Linked DNA regions of Homo sapiens: region 2 is linked to region 1. Evidence: chromatin contacts called from ENCODE POLR2A ChIA-PET data. All regions are on one chromosome and are shown on one strand. Each heading gives the region's core, a stretch centred on a gene start or an enhancer-like site at or near the end of the contact. The rest is flanking DNA. Distances are from core to core; before and after follow the strand shown.

Region 1 (5,044 bases), core at 1,339-3,838:
TTGCCCACTTCCGTTGTTTCTTCTAGCATCGATACTCCTGGAGTCATCAGACGTGTCTCGCAGCTCTTCCACGAGCACCCTGACCTCATTGTTGGATTCAACGCTTTTCTTCCCCTCGGATATAGAATAGACATTCCCAAGAATGGCAAGTTAAACATACAGTCGCCTCTGACAAGCCAGGTATGCCACTACAGTGGTTCGGGTGATCTCAGCCTTCACCGAGTATGTCTTGCTACTCAGGTTGGGCCACGTGTCTCTCCTGTATCATTGCTAGAAAGCCACTTAAGATCTGTTCTTTTTCTAGACGTGCTCATTGCTTCTAGCACAAATCAAAATAGATATGGAAACACCTACACAAGCAGCCTCTGCCTCCCAAATTGATCTGTTTGGAAGATTTAAATCAAGAGTGGATGTCAGGGAGGTATCCTCCTAACGCAGAATTTTGTGTGAAGTCTAAATAACCACCTCAGCAGTTGCTGAGGTCTTGGCTTGAGGCTTTCCCAGCGAGCATACCAGGCAGGCTTGCCCTTGTATTTAAGCATGTCCTCGTCTGCCTCTGATCACTCTCAGTACCACCTACAAAATAAAGTGGTCGAGATGGTGTGTGAGTAGCCACGTTTATGTTGGCTGTGTTTCATTTAATTGTTGATAGGATCATTAGCTCAGCTGGGACTCCTGGCTTTGCTTTGGTCCCTTTTTTCTTGGGTGATAGGTGCTGGCCCTCTTTTTTTTTTTTTTTTTTTTTTTGGAGACGGAGTCTGGCTCTGTCACCCAGGCTGGAGTGCAGTGGCGCAATCTCAGCTCAGTGCAACCTCCGCCTCCCAGGTTCAAGCAATTCTCCTGCCTCAGCCTCCCGAGTAGCTGGGATTACAGGTGTGCACCACCATGCTTAGCTAATTTTTGTATTTTTAGTAGAGATGGGGTTTCTTCATGTTGGCCAGGCTGTTCTTGAGCTCCTGACCTCAAGTGATCTGCCTGCTTCAGCTTCCCAAAGTGCTAGGATTACAGGCGTGAGCCACCGTGCCCAGCCTCCTTTTTTTTTTTTTTTTTTAAGACAGGTTCTCACTCTGTTGCCCAGGCTGGAGTGCAGTGGTGCCATCATATCTCACTGCAGCCTCAACCTCCTGGGCTCAAGTGATCCTCCCGTCTCAGCCTCCTAAGTAGCTAGGACTACAGGCGTGCACCACCACGGCCAGCTAATTTATTTATTTTTTTTGTAGCGACAGGGTCTCACTATGTTGCCCAGGGTTGGTCTCGATCTCCTGGCCTCAAGCGATGTGCCCACCTTGGCCTCCCACAGTGCTGGGATTACAGGAGTGAGCCACTGTGCCTGGCTCACTGCCCCTTCTATCTCTGCAGTCTCTTCATGCTTGAGCTTACTAGCGCCTCTGAGAAAAAGAAAGCCTACTTAAGATTTCCTTTTATAAGATGACCATTGTCATTTTTTCCACCTCAACACTATTTCCCATTTAAGGCATAATTCTTTGCTGTTGGGGGCTTCCCAGTGCATTGTGGGGTGTTTAGCAGGATCTGTAGCGTGTACCTACCAGACCTTCACTCAGTTCTGACAGCCAGAAATGTCTCCAGACATTGCCAGGTGTCTCCCTGGGGGGCAAAAGTGCCCCTGTTGAGAACCACCGGTGTAAGTGGACCAGCTCTCCCAACCTCCTCCAGTCCTTGCCTCGAGAGTTTTAGCAGGGAGTGTCAGAATCTACTGCTGGAAGCACTTGGTAGGTCTTCTTTGATGGAAGAGATGATAGAGCGTCCAATCAATTAGGGATCTGACACTCCGCAGTCAGTTGGAAAGAGAACAGCGAAGGGTAATGTGGCAGTGCTTTTGTATTAATTCCATGTGCAAGGTGTGTGTCAATTCTGCTGCTTCTCGGCCAGGCGCAGTGGCTCACGCCTGTAATCCCAGCACTTTGGGGGGCCGAGATGGGTAGATTACAAGGTCAGGAGTTCAAGACCAGCCTGGCCATCATGGTGAAACCCTGTCTCTACTAAAAGTACAAAAATCAGCCAGGCGCAGTGGAGCATGCCTGTAATCCCAGCTACTTGGGAGGCTGAGGCATGAGAATTGCTTGAACCTGGGAGGCGGAGGTTGCAGTGAGCAGAGATTGTGCCACTGCACTGTAGCCTGGGTGACAGAGCAAGACTCCGTCTCAAAAAAAAAAAAAATTCTGCTGCTTCTCTGTGCAAGACCCTCTCTGCCATCAGCCTGTTGTCTCCTGAAAGCCAAGGAGCGAGTCTCAGGGTTTTTTTTTTGCCTTTTTTGAGAAGGAGTCTCGCTCTGTCACCCAGGCTGGAGTTCAGTGGCGCAATCTCGGCTCCCTGCAACCTCCACCTCCTGGGTTCAAGAGATTCTCCTGCCTCAGCGTGCTGAGTAGCTGGGATTACAGGCACGCTTCATCATGCCCGGCTAATTTTTTTGTATTTTTAGTGGAGATGGGGGTTTCGCCATGTTGGTCAGGCTGGTCTCGAACTCCTGACCCCGTGATTCGCCCACCTCTGCCTCCCAAAGTGCTGGGATTACAGGTGTGAGCCACCGCACCCAGCTGAATCTCAGCTTTAAAGGGGAACTTGGAAGCGTGTGGCCACTGAACTCTGAAGAGCCTTCCATTTCCTGTTTGCAAATGAAGCCCCAGGATCCAGATGTACTGCTTGTGTCTTAGACCATGAAAGCCTTAGCAAGACTGATCTCCAGAACAGTCACGACTGCGGGAGAAAGCCAAGCTCATTTGCAATAGCAGCGTCCACCAGAGCACTTTGCAGAGCCTGAATGCTGTGGAAACTCTGGGTCTCGTTCCTGTCACTCACTCAGAAAGAGCCAGAGTGAAAAGATGTGAACTGTGCGTCCTGCATGTGGAAATTGCCTTTCAGCAGAGTCCCTGCCCGTGGAGTAACTCGGCTTTCAGGGCTAGATCTTGACAGGCGCCACACTGGTTGTATTTGGAGTTGGCTCTTCCTTTAAGTAGCTGCGGGTCCCCAACCGTGGAGGGCTGGCAGTCTTGTCTCCCCGTAGGTGGCTTAGGTGACAATGATGACGGTGCAGACCCATCGACTTGGGGAAAGGCTTGAAAAGAACTTTCACTTAGTAGCTACTCAGCAGGGCCTTGGTCATCGTGCTGCAGCCTGGGAACAGTCATTTCCAGGCTTAGGTGTAGAAGTTTGTTCTCTTCGGGGGCCCCTGGGAGCCCACTGGCTTCCAGTTGATATTGACACAGGTGCTGTCAGGTTTCCAGCCCTGTTTCCCAGCAGTCTGGGCTGTTGTTTGTGTGGCTTCAGGACAGAAACATGAGAGATATCCCAGGTCCAGGCCATGACTCGCGTGGCTTCAGGAGTCCTTTGAGCTTTCGGCTCCCTGGAGTCCTTTGAGAGGCCATCGTCTGAAAGCCTCACAGGGTTTCCCACACACAGAGGCCCTGGTGATATTCTTTCTTTCTTTCTTTTCTTTCTTTTTTTTTTTTTTTGTGACAGAGTTTCAGAGTTTCGCTCTTTACCCACGCTGGAGTGCAATGACACAATCTCGACTCACCGCATCCTCTGCCTCCCCAGTTCAAGCGATTCTCCTCCCTCAGCCTCCTGAGTAACTGGGATTACAGGCATGCACCAGCGCGCCCGACTAATTTTGTATTTTTAGTAGAGACGGGGTTTCTCCATATTGGTCAGGCTGGTCTTGAACTCCCGACCTCACGTGATCTGCCTGCCTCGGCCTCCCAAAGTACTGGGATTACAGGCATGAGCCACTGCACCTGGCCATCTTTTTTTTTTTTTTTTTTGAGACAGAGTCTCGCTGTGTTGCCCAGGCTGGAGTGCAATGGCACGATCTTGGCTCGCTGCATCCTCTGCCTCCCGGGTTCAAGTGATTCTCCTGCCTCAGCCTCCTGAGTAGCTGGGATTACAGGTGCCTGCCACCACTATCAGCTAATTTTTGTATTTTTAGTAGAGATGGGATTTCACCATGTTGGTCAGGCTGGTTTCGAAATCCCCTGACCTCATGATCTGCCCACCTCGGCCTCCCAAAGTTCTTTTTTTTTTTTTTTTTACTTTAATTGAATTATTTTTTAATTTTGAGACACCATTTCACTGTCACCCAGGCTAGAGTACAATGGCGTGATCTCAGCTCACTGCAGCCTCCGCCTCTGAGGTTCAAGTCATTCTCCTGCCTCAGCCTCCCAAGTAGCTGCTATTACAGGCATGTGCCACCACACCCAGCTAATTTTTGTATTTTTAGTAGAGACAGGTTTTCACCATGTTGGCCAGGCTGGTCTCGAACCCCTGACCTCAAGTGATCCCCCACCTCAGCCTCCCAAAGTGTTGAGATTACAGGCGTTAGCCACTGTGCCTGGCCTTTTTTACATTTTTAAAACAGAGACAGGGTTTCACCATGTTGTCCAGGCTGGACTCAAGTGATCCTCCTGCCTTGGCCTCCCAAAGTTTTGGGATTACAGGTGTGACCCACCACGCCTGGCCAGTATTCTCTGTTGCTTAGTTTTTCTAGTTTGACTGTTTTGAAGTATCTTTTTCCCCCCCCAATTTTATCACAAAGCCTGCCAGCTACTGACAAGTAGGGAGTGGCCCATAGGTGGTAAGGAAGGTGAATAAGAGAGTCCCAGCCTCGGGCAGCCTTTGGCGCAGGGTGTCTTCAGCTTTGGGGGCCAGACTGTTCTTTATGGCGAGGTGCCGTCCTGCACACTGAAGGGTATTTGAGCAGCCTCCCTGGCCTCCACCCACCAGATGCTTCTAGATGTGATAACCTAAAGTGTCTCCCGTGTTGCCGAGTGTCCCCTGGGTGGCAGAGTTGCTCAGGTTGAGAACACGAGTCTAAAGGGGAAGACAGACACAGGCCGTGGTGTGTGGCCAGTGACGACCTGGGGAATTTGGAGGAAGGAACAGCTTCTTACTGGAGCCTTGCCTTGGCCTCCTGAGTCAGCATCATTTACTGTCTGGTAATTCAGGCCTTGGTTGTAATGTCAGCTCCACAGAGAGCCCCCTAGTCCCTACCCTGTGTCATTCTTACACCACCCTGGGTTATGTATTTCAA
Region 2 (5,044 bases), core at 1,160-3,659, 1.2 Mb after region 1:
GTCTCAGCTACTCAGGAGGCTGAGGCAGGAGAATTGCTTGAGCACAGGAGTTTGAGGCCGCAGTGAGCTATGATCATGCCACTACACTCCAGCCTGGGCCACAGAGTGAGACCCTGTCTCCAAAAAAAAAAAAAAAAAAAAAAAGAAAAAGGCCAGGTGCAGTGGCTTACACCTCTAATCCCAGTACTTTAGGAGGCCGAGGCAGGCAGATCTCTTGAGTTCAGTAGTTCAAGACCAGCCTGGCCAACATGGTGAAACCCTATCTCTACTAAAAATACAAAATTTAGCTGGGCATGGTGGCGGGCACCTGTAATCCCAGCTACTCGGGAGGCTGAAGCAGGAGAATCTCTTGAATCTGGGAGGCGGAGGTTGCAGTGAGCCAAGACCACGCCACTGCACTCCAGCCGGACCACAGAGGGAGTTTTCACCTCAAAACAAAACAAAAAGACTAGTTACAAATTAGGGGAAGGTATTTGCAATATACTCAACAGATGGAGGAATACTATCAAACCTACATAAATAATTCCTATAATGCCATCCAGGCACGGTGGCTCACGTCTATAATCCCAGCGCTTTGGGAGGCTGAGGTGGGTGAATCACCTGAGGTCAGGAGTTCGGGACCAGCCTGGCCGACATGGTGAAACCCCATCTCTACTAAAAATACAAAAATTAGCCAGGCATGATGGCAGGCACCTGTAATCCCAACTACTCAGGTGGCTGAGGAAAGAGAATCACTTGAACCCGGGAAGCGGAGATTGCAGTAAGCTGAGATCATGCCACTGCACTCCAGCCTGGGTGACAGAGTGAGACTCAGTCTCAAAACAAAACAAAAAGACAAGTTACAAATTAGGGGAAGATATGTGCAATATACTCAATGGATGGAGGAATACTGTCAAACATATATAAAGAATTCCTATAATGAACACCACAAAGAACACAGAGTAGGAATTCACGAAGGAGGAAGCACAAGTGGCAAAGAGATGATCAACATTTACTGAGGATCAGGAAGATGCAAATTAAAACACCAGGTAGATGCCATTTGATTGGCAAAAGCTACAAAATCCACCAATACCAAGTGATTCCCCAAGATGTATTCATGAGAAACTCACAAATGGCTGTGGGAGGGTGCATGCTGCTGACACTTGGGAAAAACCTCTGGAGTTTCCAAGTGTCTCTGAGTCCACAACCCACATGCTCCAGAAATCCGCAAAGAGAAATACCTTCCTGCTCCTGGCCAGAGTGCCGGAGGTAAGCACTACCCTCTCAGACCTGGAGGACCTGCAGGAGGACAGGTGAGTTTTTACTTGGGGTTGGAGAGGGGGCTGTGTAAGTTTCCTGGGGCTAATGTAACAAATTTGCACAACCTGGGGGGCTCCAGACAACAGAAATTTATTCTCTCCCAGTTTTGGAGAGAAGTCTGAAATCAAGATAATTGCCTGGGTTGATTCTTTCCAGTGGTTTGAGATGTTTAAATGAGCTAATACCTGGTACACACTAAACACTTAGTACCAGTGTACTGGGAGAATAATAAAATGCAGGAATACAGCAAAGCATAAAATAAGCATTGATTGTTGATTGGATGAGTGATTAAGACTAAGTGAAGGGCCAGGTGCTGTGGCTGATGCCTATAATCCCAGCACTTTTGGAGGCCGAGGAGAGCGGTTCAGCTGAGGTCAGGGGTTCGAGACCAGCCTGGCCAACATGGCAAAACCCCATCTCTACCAAAAATACAAAAATTAGCTGGGCGTAGTGGCGCATGCCTGTAATCCCAGCTACTCAGGAGGCTGAGGCAGGAGAATTGCTTGAACCCTGGGAGGCGGAGGTTGCAGTGAGCCGAGATCACGCCACTGCACTCCGGCCTGGGTGATGGAGTGAGATTGTTTCAAAAAAAATAAAATAAAATAAAAAATAAGTGGAGGCTGGGCGCAGTGGTTCATGTCTGTAATCCTGGCACTTTGGGAGGCTGAGGCAGGCAGATCACTTGAGGTAAGGAATTTGAGACCAGCCTGGGCAACATGGTGAAACCCTGTCTCTACTAAAAATACAAAAATTAGCCAAGCGTGGTGGCGTGTGCCTGTAGTCCTAGCTACTTTGGAGGCTGAGGCTGCAGTGAGTTTGAACCTGGGAGGCAGAGGTTGCAGTGAGCTGAGATCGCGCCACTGTACTCCAGCCTGAGCGACAGAGCAAGACTCTTCTCAAAAAAAAAAAAAAAAAAGACTAAGTGGAGATGAGGGTTCAGTGCACCCCCATCTCCTGGCCCTGCTGCCCATGAGCCAGACCCTGAGCTGACAGATTGGTGCCCATTTCCTCTTATGGATTGATACGGGGCTCTTACCTCTGGGTTTGCTCAGCCCAGCAGCAGGCAGTCAGAGCCAGAAGTTGTTTGCAAACCGAAACCGGTCTGCGGCTTGGGCCACCTACTTGTGAAACCAGCTGTCGCTGTTTTTCCTCCCTGTGAGAAAGTCCCCCAGTAAAGCTGCGCGGGGGAGGAGAAGGAGGGTGGAGGAGGGCCGAGTAGCTTCCTGGGAGACCTTGGGGTGTGGAGGCGCTGCTCTGGACTTTGGTTTGCCCATCTGCAACTGGGCACCATGGGGAAAGGGGATTGCAGGCTCCTGGCTGGGGAGTTTGGATTTGGGGATGCTGGACAAGTGACTTCACCTCTCTGAGCCTCAGTTTCCTTATCTGTGAACTAGTGAGAAACACATGGCCACCAGAGCTGCTGCAAAGGGGCATGTCCCTCTCTTCATTCAGGCCTTGGCCCCAAATGTCGCCTATTCCAGGAAGCCCTCCAGGACTGCCTGATCAGGAAACACCCTCCCTCTGCTGCATCTGGTCATGTATTCTACTTTATTCATCACACTTTTCAACACCTGATTCCACATTACAGATGCATCGCTTCAGGTGCATAATGTCCTCTGGGTCCCACCTTTGTCCCCAGACCATGAGTCCTACAAGGGCAAGATTGCTCTCAGTTGTCCCCGGCTGTGTCCCCAGACCACAGCCCAGGGCCTAAAGCACAGCAGGCATCTGGGGAAACATTTCTTTTTATCAGCATAAGATTATTATCTGTGAGCACACTCATTAAGCCCCGGCTGTGTACAGGAGCCAGCGACACCACCATGAATGAGATACAAATTCTTTTTTTTTTCTTTCTTTTTTTTTTTTTAGACGGAGTCTCATTCTGTTGCCCAAGCTGGAGTGCAGTGTGGCACAATCTCAGCTCACTGCAACCTCCACCTCCCAGGCTCAGGTGATTCTCCCGCCTCAGCCTCCCAAGTAGCTGGGATTGGTAGCTGGGACTACAGGCTCCCACCACCACACAGTTAATTTTTGTATTTTTCAGCAGAGATGAGATTTCACCATGTTGGCCAGGCTGGTCTTGAACTCCTGACCTCAAGTGATTCGCTCACCTCAGCCTCCCAAAGTGCTGGGATTATAGGCATGAGTCACCGCGCCTGGCAGAGATACAAATTCCTGATGGCAGAGGAGGGAGAGAGAGTGTGGGTGACGATGACAATTGAACTGAGACCCAAAGGAGGTAGGGGAGACATATGGGCGTCTCTGGGAAGATGGTCCCCGGGAAAGCACAGCCTTTAGACAGGCCCCGAGGCAGGAGCCTGTCTGACTCACCGGAGGAGCTTGGAGGAGGCTGAGGTGGCCTAAGTCGATTAAGCAGGGTGGGGAGGGAAGAGGCGATGGTGCCGTGAGACCAAGCAGGGCCTTGAGGTCTGGGGGGAGAACTTTGGCTTTTACTCTGAGGAAGGTGGGAGCCACAGAGGCTTCTAGACAGAAGAAGGACAAGCCGGACTCAGGATACCAGGGTGGGGGTATCTGTGGGGGATAAAGGGAGAAGCGAGGAGACCACAGAGGGGTGCCACTGCTGGTCCTAAGGAGCAATGATAGTCTGGACCAGGGAGAAGGGACCTTCATGAGAAGGGATCGGATGTGGGAGCAATTTTGATGGTGGATGGGTGGAGGAAGAAGATTCAGGGGCACCAGTGTGAGCCCATCTCACAAGGGAGGAAACTGAGACTCTGGGGACAGAGGGATCTCAGTAAAGGAGAAACTGGAAGAAACCAGTGGAACGTTCAGAGGTGACCAGGGTCCAGGAGGGAGCCCCCGCACCTCCCTGAGTCACAGAGATTGCCAGCTTCCTCCTGATGCAACCTGACCTTCCATCTCTCTCTTTGTTTGTTTGTTTGTTTGTTTTGAGACAGAGTCTCACTCTGTCACCCAGGCTGGGGTGCAGTGGCACGATCCCTGCTCACTGCAACCTCTACCTCCCATGTTCAAGCAATTCTACTGCTTCAGCCTCCAAAGTAGCTGGGATTACAGATACACACCACCACACTGGGCTAATTTTTGTATCTTTAGTAGAGACGGGGTTTCGCCATGTTGGCCAGGGTGATCTTGAACCCCTGACCTCAAGTGATCTGCCTGTCTTGGCCTCCCAAAGTGCTGGGATTACAGGCGTGAGCCACCGCACCCGGCCTCTCTTTGATTTTATCTCTATAATTTCCATCCCTGTCAGAGGGAAGAGGCTCCACCACCTACAGACACCGATAGGCCTGACTCGGCTTCCCACAGATTCATTTACTAACCCCAAACCCCAAGACATGGGTACCAACACTGTTTTACAGATGGGGAAACTGAGGCTCATATAGGCGAAGTGGTTTTCCAGGCAGAGGCAGGATTAGAACCCTGAGCCTTGGCTCTAGACCCCTGCTCTTGAGATGGCACTCTGCTGGGGGTCATCAAACATTCCACCCCGAGATGCATTATTCCTTTCCCAGCTTCTGAGAACTTGGGCTTGGGTGGGAGCCCCCTGCAACGTGCTAAAAATCCAGGTTTAGGCATTTTTTTAATGTAAAAAAATATTTACTTATCATCCAGGCACGGTGGCTTACGCCTGTAATCCCAGCACTTTGGGAGGCCGAGGTGGGCAGATCATTTGAGGTCAGGAGTTCAAGACCAGTCTGGACAACATGGCGAAACCTCGTCTCTACTAAAAATACAAAAATTAGCCAGGTGTGGTGGCGCACGC

What was found. ChIA-PET counts read pairs that join two places held with the same protein, here RNA polymerase II (POLR2A).
Region 2: POLR2A ChIA-PET joins it to region 1 with 12 read pairs in activated naive CD4-positive, alpha-beta T cell. The contact joins two enhancer-like sites. POLR2A ChIA-PET finds 5 or more read pairs at or near these places in 2 of 52 experiments (CD4-positive, alpha-beta T cell and activated naive CD4-positive, alpha-beta T cell).

Annotation. Positions count from the first base shown.
Region 1 is chr19:16,831,468-16,836,511 of GRCh38, forward strand. It overlaps SIN3B (SIN3 transcription regulator family member B), which reads left to right. Exons shown (of 19, transcript NM_001297595.2): 3 at 27-180. Among named protein-coding and RNA genes, the nearest start is that of SIN3B, 4.6 kb to the left of the region's middle. RefSeq lists an enhancer at 2,794-2,883. Within about 2 kb of position 2,589, at least 5 of the 41 ENCODE cell types and tissues checked have a DNase peak (open chromatin) inside an H3K27ac peak, as active enhancers do.
Region 2 is chr19:18,042,747-18,047,790 of GRCh38, forward strand. No RefSeq gene overlaps it. Among named protein-coding and RNA genes, the nearest start is that of ARRDC2, 37 kb to the left of the region's middle. Within about 2 kb of position 2,410, at least 35 of the 41 ENCODE cell types and tissues checked have a DNase peak (open chromatin) inside an H3K27ac peak, as active enhancers do.